2 separate regions of the Homo sapiens genome follow, and region 1 is linked to region 2. The links are chromatin contacts, found by Hi-C or POLR2A ChIA-PET in ENCODE. All regions are on one chromosome and are shown on one strand. Each heading gives the region's core, a stretch centred on a gene start or an enhancer-like site at or near the end of the contact. The rest is flanking DNA. Distances are from core to core; before and after follow the strand shown.

The links. Hi-C counts contacts between places; a loop is a spot of excess contacts on that map. ChIA-PET counts read pairs that join two places held with the same protein, here RNA polymerase II (POLR2A). Pooled maps may share reads with other maps.
Region 1: a map of CD14-positive monocyte shows a loop between it and region 2 (3-fold over the local background). The contact joins two enhancer-like sites. A Hi-C loop is called at or near these places in 5 of 168 maps with a recorded cell type or tissue (CD14-positive monocyte, HepG2, OCI-LY7 and 2 more) and 2 of 50 pooled maps. POLR2A ChIA-PET finds 5 or more read pairs at or near these places in 2 of 52 experiments (OCI-LY7 and endothelial cell of umbilical vein).

The regions. Positions count from the first base shown.
Region 1 is chr20:8,423,009-8,429,185 of GRCh38, reverse strand. The region is part of intron 3 of PLCB1 (phospholipase C beta 1); the gene reads right to left. LOC124900459 (a long non-coding RNA gene) reads right to left here. Exons shown (of 2, transcript XR_007067518.1): 2 at 1-6,177. Among named protein-coding and RNA genes, the nearest start is that of PLCB1-IT1, 180 kb to the right of the region's middle. Within about 2 kb of position 1,250, at least 2 of the 41 ENCODE cell types and tissues checked have a DNase peak (open chromatin) inside an H3K27ac peak, as active enhancers do; they include CD14-positive monocyte and OCI-LY7, where a contact is called at or near this core.
Region 2 is chr20:8,391,422-8,397,413 of GRCh38, reverse strand. All of the region lies in intron 3 of PLCB1 (phospholipase C beta 1), which reads right to left. Among named protein-coding and RNA genes, the nearest start is that of PLCB1-IT1, 150 kb to the right of the region's middle. Within about 2 kb of position 2,918, at least 2 of the 41 ENCODE cell types and tissues checked have a DNase peak (open chromatin) inside an H3K27ac peak, as active enhancers do; they include CD14-positive monocyte and OCI-LY7, where a contact is called at or near this core.

The DNA of each region.
Region 1 (6,177 bases), core at 1-2,500, 33 kb before region 2:
CTAAAATGCTCGAGACTGGCAGGAAGGTGTAGTTGGGTCACTTCTCCCACGAGCCTGTTCCTAGGGCAGAAGAGGGTAAGATACAAGCAAGTAAAGGGATTCATAGATATTGCTTGCGTGCATACAATAAACCTCCTCTCATTCTTTCTGGGGATAATACTGGCCTCTCAGAGGCTTTTAAAAGGCCCTTCTCTTCCAGAAACCTCCAATGGCACCTGAATCACACAACTAATCCACAAACCACAACAGATTCCATATTAACTGCCATGGGATAGCATTCAAACATTTTCCCCTGTATTTCTCATATTTCTGAGAAGTTTTTGTAGGAGATGCCAAGCAGAATGCTAGATGGAGGCCACAGAATCCCCTCACCTCTGACACTACGTTCTCCATCATTTCTCAAAGATGACCTGGACTACCTGGGTCCACAGTCACCAGCTTCCCCGAGAGATGTGAGCTCATTTGAACCAGGTAGAACTTCCTATTCAATCGGCCACAATTCCTCTACATGGCTCTTAAAATGCCTTTGCAGTGAAATCGTCGTTCTCTTGGGATGGGGAATACAAACCAGGAGTGAATAATCCTGTCCCATTTATTGACACTGCACACTTTTTCCCTGTGCTATTTTCTTTTATGTAAACACATCTATAAAAACCCTTACAGTTGGCTGGGCATGGTGGCTCATGCCTATAATCCCAACACTTTGGGAGGCCAAGGTGGGTGGATCACCTGAGGTCAGGAGTTGGAGACCAGCCTGGCCAACATGGCAAAACCACATCTCTACTAAAAATTCAAAAATTAGCTGAGTGTGGTGGCACACACCTGTAGTCCCAGCTACTCGAGAGGCTGAGGCAGGTGAATCGCTTGAACCCGGGAGACAGAGGTTGCAGTGAGCCGAGATTGCACCACTGGATTCCAGCCTGGGCAACAGAGTGAGACTCTGTCACAGAAAAAAAAAAAATGAAAACCCTGACTACCCTTACAGTTGTCCTCAGATTTTTTCTTTTCTTTTTTTATTAGAGAGACTCAAGTCATGGGGGCTGTTGTTGCTGAGAATGTCCTGAATCATTTGGACCCAACCTGGTTGTATCTGTTTTCCTTTGTTTTGAAACCATCCCTATAAACTTTATAAAATTAATCAGGGAAGAAGGTTGTGGGGGAAGAAAATAAACCAAACTTGCCACACATTCAGCACAAATTATTAGGTCAGCTTCCTCTGACCTGCTTCCTCATAGATGTTTGTGTATTGTTCTAGAATCACATAGACCCTGTTACACAAGATATAGTTTCCCTCAACTGCTGTACAGATAACAACTTGAACATTATGAAACATTCAGTTTTTCCTTTAAGATATTCTTTCAGGTCCTGCATACCAGTAAAACTACTGACGCCAGCTGGTCTATAGGGCTCCAAGAGAAGCTGACTTACCAAATAATTCATTTTCCAAAACCTGATGATTTTATCCTCCTTACTCCAACCAATCAAGAATCCCAAATTTCCAGCCCCTCACTCTTCATAATCCCTTTAAAAATCCCAGCCCAGAACTCCTTCAGGGAGATGGATTTGAGGGTTTCCTCTTATCTCCCTGATCTGCACTTGCAATGATTAAACTCTTTCTCTGCTGCAAATGATTTGTTACTGTGCAAATGGGCATACGAACCTGTTGGTCTTACAACAGTTTTACTCAAAGTCTTTTTAAAATATTTCCCTCACCAGGCAACTCCCAGCAAAGCCCCTACCCTCCATTCAAGTTCCAGCTGATGTCTGTATTTTTAACTCACTGAAGTCCACTTGTAATTAGAGAATCAGAATTCAAGGTTTGAATCTCCAAACCCTTAGAAGCCAGGTTTCCTTTTAGATTTTCTGCTTGGGAGAGCAAACAGGACTGTCCATCAGTCTATGCTACAAATCTGAGTATGTCCAGATTTCTATTCTTCATTATTATAAAACCATCTTGATATAATAATCTTTTTCTGGCTGGGCACAGTGGCTCATGCGTGTAATCTCAGCACTTTGGGAGGCTGAGACGGGCAGATCACCTGAGGTCAGCAGTTCGAGACCAGCCCGTCCAACATGGTGAAACCCCATCTCTACCAAAAATACAAGATTACCCAGATGTGGTAGCAGGTGCCTGTAATCCCAGTTACTTGAGAGGCTGAGGTCAGAGAATCCCTTGAGCTCAGGAGGCTGCAGTGAGCTGAGATCACGACACTGCACTCCAGCCTGGGTGACACAACGAGACTCTGTCTCAAAGTAATAATAATAATGGTAATCTTCTTCCATTTTATGTGAGTTTCTCATTCTCATCCAGTTCATATTTCTTTTCTATGTCCTGAAAAACTCAGCCTATATGTATTTTTAAATATATTTTATTGTATATATTTGAGGTTTATGACACGATGTTATGAGATACACAGACAGTAAAATCATTGCTACTTTAAAGCAAATTAACATATCTATCATCTCACATGGTTACTTTGTGAGTCTGTGACAAGAGCAGCTAAAACCTACTTATTTAACAAAGAACCCCAATACCATACAGTTTTACTAACTACAGTCCTCATGTTGTAAATGAGATTTCTAGACTTGCTCATCCTACATATCTGCTGCTCTGTGCCCTTTGACCTGCATCTCCTCACTTTCTGAAGTTTTGAAGCACAAACTGGCAAAGAAAGGCTTAAATTTAAATTTATTTTAGCTGAAACCTCAATGGAAACCTCTGTTTTCCATTCTGAGCTTCAATTTTGTGGTCTGAGCAGGTGCACGCACGTGTGTATCCAAACATACCAATAAGCAAAACCAGTGCGCGTGGTCGGTTTTCTGCGAACAGAGTGCAAATCAAATTGTAACAGAGTTCCTATTCTCTGAAATACCACTGGAAAAGAAATAGAACTTTTTTTTCTTTTAGGATTATGATTGATTTTAGGCCTTGTCCAGAAACTACTGAGAGTTAAAGTAGCACATTTCTCAAGGAGTTGGCCCTTAGTGAAGAGCGATGGCTGTGCTATGTTTCATTTTTCGCCAACCATCCTTCCACGTTTCAGGAAACAAAATCACATTTCATCGTGTCCCTGGCTTTTCCAGGCAGAAATGAAGCAGTGCTTCCCATGTTCCTTTCAACTCAGCTAAAAAGTGGGCTCTGCTGACATATGTGCCAGAAAAGTGTCACCATAAAGCTCAAAGTGAAAGAGGGGTGAGCTTAAGCAGGTTTCCCCATTGCCTGCTGGAAGATACCAGAAAAATGAGAAGGAAGTTTCAAAAACAGCACAGAAGTGCTCTCACATGGAGAACTTTTCTCAAAACTTTTTTTTTTTTCTGAAATTGGATGTAGTGAAGATCTAACATGGAAGCCCATTGCAAAGGAAAATCCAGAAATACAGCCTTAATGAGCGTGGACATTGCTGCTGATGGTGTGGAAAAAATTGTTTTGCACTTAGACCACCATAGCTGGGAATCTCCTCATTGCCTAGGGAGTTTACAGTCACCTAATTTAGAGGCAAAGAATATGAAACTATGTTTTAAGGAAGATAACATGATTTTTTTCTTTTCTTTCTTTTTTCTTTTTTTAAATAGAATCCGTTTGTGGAAGGGTGATAAATATATTTCCCTTTAGAACTTTGCTACTCAGAGTGTGGTCTATAGCAACACCCAGGGCCCAGTTTGAGATACAGAATCTCAGGTGCCCCCTAGACCTGGTGAATCCACACTGGCACATACAGGGATGTGGATGCACTTTATAGTTTTAGAAGCACTGCCATAGATAACATGATTGAGGCAGGAGAATAGGGCCTGGAGGCAGGGAACCTAAGACTGTTTCATGCCAATTTCCTGGAACTAAATTGAAAGGAAAACCCTAACTTTCCACGCCTAAGTTGACCTTTTCTATGCGGCAGATGGGAAGTTGGCTGTCTGCAATAAATCAGACTGATTGCAGGTCCAGTCTTCCTTGGCAACTTTGTAACTTCACCCTAGCCTCTGATTGGTTGCAAAAAGCAGCCAAGGACAGAACGCAGCCCAGAGGATTCATGTATCTTAAGTTAAAAAAAAAAAAAAAACACCTCAGAATGCAGGTCATTGGTTGCAAAAAGCAACCAATCAGATGTTTGCACGGGAGTGTGACCTTTGTAACTTCACTTCAGCCTCTGGTTGGCTGTTTTCTGCAACCAATCAGACCGATTGCAGGCTACTGCTTCAGTTACATGAGGTGAGCACGAAGTGGCCAATGGGAAACTTCTAGGGGGTATTTGAACCCAAGAAGATTCTGTATTTGGGCCCCTGAGCTGCTGCTTGTGGCTCGAGTCCATTCCCACACTGTGGAGTGTACTTTTGTTTTCAATAAATCCCTGCTTTCCTTCTTTGTTCCTTCATTCTTTCTTTGCTCTGCTAGACGTTTTGTCCAATTCTTTGTGCAAAACGCCAAGAACCTGGACAACTTGCAGTCACCACCCTCTACTGTTAACATGATCTTTCTAAGTATTTTGGTGGAAGACTTGCTAAACACATAGTATTTGCTTGCTAAATACGAATGCTAGGCCATCTTTGCTCAATTCATTCTGTAGAAATGATATTGGGGATGACAGAATGCAGCACAGAGGACTCATGTATCTCAAGTTAAAAAACAACAACAACTCAGAATGCAGGTCATGGGAGTTAGTGAAAAGAAAGAGACACTCATTTGGTCTTGTATCAAAATTCATTTCTACTAAAAAGGTGAGGGAATTGCCAAATGAGCCTCTCCATACTAAAAGAGTGCTGCATCATAGAAATAAAAAAAAGTAATTTAGTCTCAACAAAATAATACATGCTTATAGTGTAACCAAACAAATACCCTGTTGCCTTTCAAATGTAAAGATATGTTATCTGAGACCCCTAAAAATAAACATCTGGATTCCCGTCCTATGACTCAAACATGAATCTTCACCACAACATATTTTTCAGTATTGTACACTCTTGCTCTGCTCTGTGTGGCTTATCTCGTAACTCATGGTCCTTGAAGTAAATCCATCACTACACTGTGTGTGGTGGGGGAGGAGGGGTGTGGGAGTGTTTCTGTGTGTGTGTCAGGTTTTTGAGAATAACCTGTAGGCCTACCAAGGCCAATAAGGAATTGTAAAATGGAAGGAGTGAGCCTAATTTCCAGATTGTGTGGGTGACCCCTCTGTTCTTCCAGAGGGCAGTCTTGGTAAAACACAAAGCCTTACTTTAAATCCTTGGTCTCAAGCTCTTGTGCATGTATTTACACTTTCAAATTCAATTCATTTAGCTTGCTCATCTATTTATTGTGTGTATTAAATACAAGACACTCTAGGAAGCTCTGAGCGATGCATAGATGAGTGTGATTAGGACCCTGCCTCATGAAATTTGAAGCCAGGTGCAGAGATTAATGGAAATAGAGCATCTGCCAAATTTAAGGGGCAGAACTAGTCTGTTGTTAATTTGAGTTTCCTCCCAGTCATAGTATAAATTGCTTAATCTTACTTGATTTATTATCCTGAAGGAAAAAATGTCAATCTAGCACAATTAGATGGTATAATGAATGTCTTAGTTTAGCTTCTGAGTATTCTTAAAAGCAGAAGTTTTTGTCTCTCTGAGGACAAATACGAATTTTATTCAAAATATTGATATATAAAAAATTCTTCAGATCCTGGGACATGCTACAAGCATTAGGTAATCAGGGGTTTTCCAATTATTGGCTCCTTCTCACTCAAGAAATTTCCTTGGTCATATCAATCCAGATACCTCATCCCCAGTAAGCTGTTTACGTACCACTCAGCACACAGGATAGGCACATAACAATTTAACCAGTAATTAAGGAAATGATTTTGGTGGAACATTAATATCATAGGACTCACTTCTTTAAGAACCTGTTTTGCTTTAAACATCATTCCTTTATTCATTCATTCAGTGTGTTATGATCTATTGTGTGTCAGGCACTGTTCTAGGAGTACAGGGAAGAACAAAACAGATCAGTCCCTTATGTCTTGGGGCTTATGAAGTAGGTGGGTGGGCAACTGACAATGACATGCAAATAAATTATTCAAAATAAGATCATCTTAAAGAAGGATAAGTGCTGTAAAAAAATAAAACTGGTTAAGTTGTAGATGACAGTTGCGGTGGTTGCAGCTAGCTTATTGGAGTCACTTTGTTTATCTGATAAATATGTATATAGTGTTTGCT
Region 2 (5,992 bases), core at 1,669-4,168:
TGATAAAAGCAATAGAGCATTTTAATCTCTAAAACTGAACGTAACTATAAATATATAAATCTAAGTGTATAGCAAATTAATAATATAACTCTATAGAAAATAATTTTAATAATCTTGGAGTATATATTCTTAGTGAAGCATACAATAAGGAATAAAGATAATTGCAAAGAAACGTTGGATTTTCTCTAGTGGACTTGTATTAGTAGCAACAGTATTTTTATTCTAGAATTATTTTGTGTAGACTATGACAAAGAAGTGAATACATTAATGCAGTAAGGAATCAAAATTGCCACTATACAAAAACAGATATACATGAAAGAAGAGGAAATGAGGAAGAAACCTGTGATAATGGATTGAATTAGATCTATTTGGATCTGTAATCTCACTGCTAGGATTACAATTTGAGGCATTACCAAAGAATAAAAACGCCAAATGAAGAAGAGATATCTGCTTCAGATTTACCTATAATAGCAAAAATAAAACAGAAATTGTCTACTCAAAAGTAAATAGTAAGTAGTTAATATGATTTCCAATCAATGCATTATTATTCAGCTATACAACTGATAAATATTAAAAATATTTAGAATCATGGCCATGCTTACAGTGTCATGTTAGATGAGAAAACTTTAATATGTTACGTATGCAAATATATAGATGAACACAGTTTGATCTTTGGGAAAATAAACAGACGATTGTGTATATCTGGAATTACTAAACCACGAAGGCAACTTATTTAGTTGAATTTTTTTCAAAGCAACTTTTTGTGTTAACAGTAGCATCAGATGTTGACAAAATTAAAGACTCACTTGCTGTTACTCTTCCCACCTTGTTTTTCAACTGGACTGAGCAACTTCCCATTTTTTTGAAATTGAACCTTTATTAAGGCAATAATTCAGGACTGGCCTCTAAAATAATTGGTTTTTCTCTTCTCAATCATACAACCGAATAATTTATTTAAGGCCAAGGACACATAATTCTAGTGTTGCAGTGTAGTGCTAGGATTAATAGTGCATGAAATTTTTGCCACATGCAACTAATACCAACTAATGCCATTAAAGCAATATGTTTTGGTTGGATTAAAAGAAATATTTTGAATCCCCTTGGATCCACCACAGATTGAATTTCTGTCCTTGAGTGAACGTTGCCACACCTTATTAATTGAGGTAAAGATGCCATCAACACAGTCAGATGATACTTCTGAACTTTCAGCTCCCCACTTCTGTAGTTATATGGTTTTAGATATATGATTTATTATCTAACATCTTGTTGCCAGAGAAACAAGCTCAACTTACAAAAGTAAGGCATGATTCAGCTCAATATATTACTTTTCTGTTACAACTTTGTAGTTTCTCTGTTTACAATCTAAACAGGGCATGAATATTAGTAAATTACAAGCCGAATATTTGAGGGACATGATTAAAAGAAGCTTGATGAGTTTCCAGACACTTGGAAGAGTTGTAAGCATTTACCAGGAATAATTTAGAATAACATGGTACAGTTAAGTATCAGGGGAAAATATATTTACAGAGAAGAGTATCCATCTATTATGACTTTCTATATTTTATAGTCTAGAATAACAATTTGTTTTTTTTTTAAAATGGGAAAAACAGATTTCTAGTCACACCTTCACAGTATTTCAAATGCTCTACAGTATCCTTCAAATAAATTATTTGACTTAAGAATTCTCAACTCAAACCATGAAATTTTGAGCAGCTAAGCATAAAATTAAATACTGAGTCTAGTTCGCTATTACTTACACAATTTATTCTTTAACATACTTTCTCAAAGTTTTATAAACCACCAACTCATGTGAAATATCCCACTCAATCATCTATTTTTATTTTAGATATTCTAAGAGCTATTCCTTTTCAATATTATGTATAGATAATTTATTTGAAAGCATTATTGACTTTAAAATTGTGTAAACTTAAAATTTAATTTTCCTTATTCAGCCATTCCACATTCTTTGGTATATGTGTAGGACAGAACTAATATAAGAGATCTTAAATTAATTTTATTTAGATTTTCATCTGGTATCCATAAGTAATAATATGTAGACAATGCCTTCTAAAGAATCTTTAATCTTCAAACAAAATTGCAAGCAAATTGATTAATAGAGAAGCATGTTTCAGAGACCCATAAAATAAAATAAATGTCTCATTAACTACTGCTTTCGACAGTAGAGATTTATCTATGGCAAAAATAATAAAGTCAATAGGTGTTCAATTTCCCATATTGTTTGTATGTACCTCAACCAAGGAAACTTCTTTTTAAACTCTTACTAAATTTATTTATACTAAGGTACTATAAGAATCAAGGAAAATGTAATTCATGCACAGATACAAAATGACTAATTTCAACTAAAGAGAGTCAAATTTAATTTTTAATTAACATTCATAGAAAGAAAAATTGTGTTTGCTAAACAATTTTAACCAGGTATTACAAATCTTGAAATAGTCTAGGAAGAAACGATTTAATTTAAAAGTTTAACATGACCTTACTATTTTTGAAATATGAGTGATGCTCAAAGCTTTTGAAAAATATTGTTAAAGATACCATTAAAAGTGAAAACTTTGCCAGATAGAAGCCTATATACTATAGATGGCAAATGCAAATACCTAAAGAAAAACATTGAGAATATGGATGATGCAACCAAGAGTTTAACTTGTCAAATAATGGCACAGCTTCAAGCCTATTAAACATATGCACTAATGGCCTATAGTTTTAAGGATAACAGTAACTACAACTTACAGATCCCCTATTATGAAATATATGTTATGGCCTTTAGTCCTCACAATAACCCTGAGAAATAGTACTATTAACTTCATTTTATGGATGAAGAAAGCAAGACATGAAGTTAAGCAACTTGATTGTGACCACATGAGTAATACTGGTGGAGCCTCTTAACCACTGCTGTTCCCCAGTGTGAGGATACAGAAGCAAAGCCTCACTTTCAGGGCATAAAAGTCAACTCCCATGAACCAGAGAATCATCAGACTTCTTTCTTTCTGCACACACACACCAGGAACCGAAAAGAAACTATGACTATTAAAAGTTATTGCTCCCTAAGTAAGTTCTACCACTTTTAATCTAACCTCAATTCAAGGTTTACCTTGACTTAAAATCCTTCCACAAAGGCCAAGTAGTACCAATTTTATATAAGTCATAAGATGTGAAACCATAGAAAAATAGGCTCTAGAAATAGTTAAGAGTGGACAGAGAATCTCACTCTAGTGGTACACTAGGCATTAGGCTTGTCTAAATGCCAGCATAGATTCCAGGTGCTATGGGAATAAATGAAATTCTTGTGTTTTGAGTAATATGTGGGCAATGCTGATGGTTTTCTGTCATAAGGTCTCAAATTAAAAAAATTAATTAGGTGGGAAGAATGCAAATAGTAAACTTTAAAATTCAAAACATCATAATATAATACAAGACAAAATTCAACATTATATTAATATTATCAAGATATATGAAAAAGGCCTTTCTGGTTTAGATCACCTAAGAACCTGTTCTCTAAACATCTTTAATAGGATCTGCACTACTGTGAAGACAAGCATCACTCATAAACTGGTGTTCTAGTTTATTAAGTGTGGTTAACTTCATAATAAATGGCTTTTAGAACATTTATATTAATCCTATGAGATGCTTGTGACCAAGAGACCCATAGTTAAAGAAAAAAGAAAGAAGTGACACTAACCCATGTCCAACACATCAAAAGCTGTGAGAAATCCTGCAATAAAGGAACCCTTAGCATTTCCCAAACTTATTTGACCAGTCACCCAGGCCGGAGTGCAGTGGTGCAATCACAGTTCACTGCAGCCTTGAACTCTGGACTCAAGAAATCCTCCCGCCTCAGCCTATACTGAGTAGCTGGGAGTATAGGCAGGCATGCACCACTGCATCCACCTATATTTTTTTTAAGAGATAGGGCTTTGGGTCTCAAACTCCTGGCCTCAAGCAATCCTCCTGCTTCGGCCTTCCAAAGTGCTGGTATTACAGATGTGAGCCACCACACCTAGATGACATTTTTATAGCATCTATTAGTATTCCAAGGAACTCACTTGGAGAAACAGTGAGTTTTGGTTTTGATAAAGTATTCTATATACCTGAGGAAAAAAAAATACAATAACTGTTCACAGAGCTATGCCCATTCATGGCAGGCAGTGATGAGCAAATTCTTCTCTCAAGCCCTCTGTTCTTACCTGAAATCAGTAATTCTTGGGTATAAATATAAAAATCAAGCAGCATTTGAGTACAGAAGTACCAGGTGGCATAGAGAAAATGTATTAGGTGTGTGAGGAGAATTTTCTGATCTTTTAATCTCAGTGGTCTTGTCTCACCTTTAAACACCAACAAACATACTGTCTAATTAGTTAGGTTATTCCATCTTCTTGAAATCTCTATGGACATTAATTTCAGGAGTTCCGGAAAACTTTATTTCATCATTAACAAATATCTGTTAAGTGGCAAATATGTTACTATCTTAATTGCCACTTTTCACATAAGATAAATGCCATAGATAGGAATTCTTTCATCTACGAAAATACCTACTATGGGTCATGTATCACATCCAAAGGCAGTGATATAGGATTTCACTTTTTTATGGTACATTGAAGGAATTTAAGAATTTTCAGCCATTTCCCATTCAAAGAAGACAAAACACAAATTTCTCAGAATAAACTGGTATACATTCCTAAGTTCCTTCCACTCTACCCAACTTACTCACAAATTGATATTACTATATCACACATTATGGCTGGCAAATCCATTTGAGAGATGTATATCATTTAGTTCTCCCAATAGCTCCATGATGGATACAAATATTACCTTTAGTCCCCAGGGATCATCCTGCTTGTCTCTTTCATTTTTTATGAGGAAGGTGAGATTCCTAAAAGATGGTATGACTCTACCCAGGTTATTCCATCAGCTGCAGTACCCAAATTAAAAACTAGTATCTTAGTCTATGTGTGCTACTATAACAAACAGACCGGCCAATTTATAAGCAAAGATCTGTCAGGTGGGAAATATTTACAGAAATTTATTTTCCACAGATGTGAAGGCTGGGAGGCTCAAAATCAAGGCGTAGACAGGTTCCGTGTCTGGTGAGGGATGCTCTCTGTTTCAAGGTGGCATTTCGAATGCTGTGTCCTCAGATGGGCCAAGGAGGAAGGGCAAAAAAGACTGAACCTTGAGTGAAATCTCTTTTATAAGGACCTTAATCACATTCATGAGGGAGGAGTTCTCATTGCCTAATCACCTTCAAAAGGCCACAACTTTAAATACTATTGCATCGGCGATTAAGTTTCAACATGAATATTGGAGGGGACGCAAACTTTCAAACTATAGGAACTCGCTGCTCATAAACTGGACAGTGCCCAGTTTATTATGAGTCCTAAAGCTGAAAAGGAATTGTAATGATATACTCCATATTTTCAGAGAATATTCCCATTTCAAAATGTTTCTTTCGTTAAATTACATCCCAGTATTTTCCCCTGCTGGAACATGTATCAAATTACATGCCACATTAGTTTATGACCTAATCTCCAAAATTGAGGAAGTTCAAGTAATATATATATATGTGTGTGTATATATATATATATATATATATATATATATATATATATACACACACATATATATATATATACTTCATTATTTACCAGTCTCACAGAACATTAAGAAGAATACACTGAAAAGTGAACTTAAGGCCCATAGGGAAGTAAGTAGTATCAAACATTATGATTTATGTCTTGTTACCAGTTAAAATCCAACTAGCAAGACAAATCAATACAGCAAGTATTATCATTCACAGGGAAACCAATAAACCTTCCTGGGTTCTCTCAGCTAATAAGTGCACTGGAGTTTGAATCTGGGTCTCTCTGACCCCTAACCTTGTTATTCCATTTCAAAACAGTGCTTTGGATTTTGCTTCAATGACTTCATAGTGCAGAAAAAGATACCCGCATGTTCTTAACTGAAAGTAAATTGC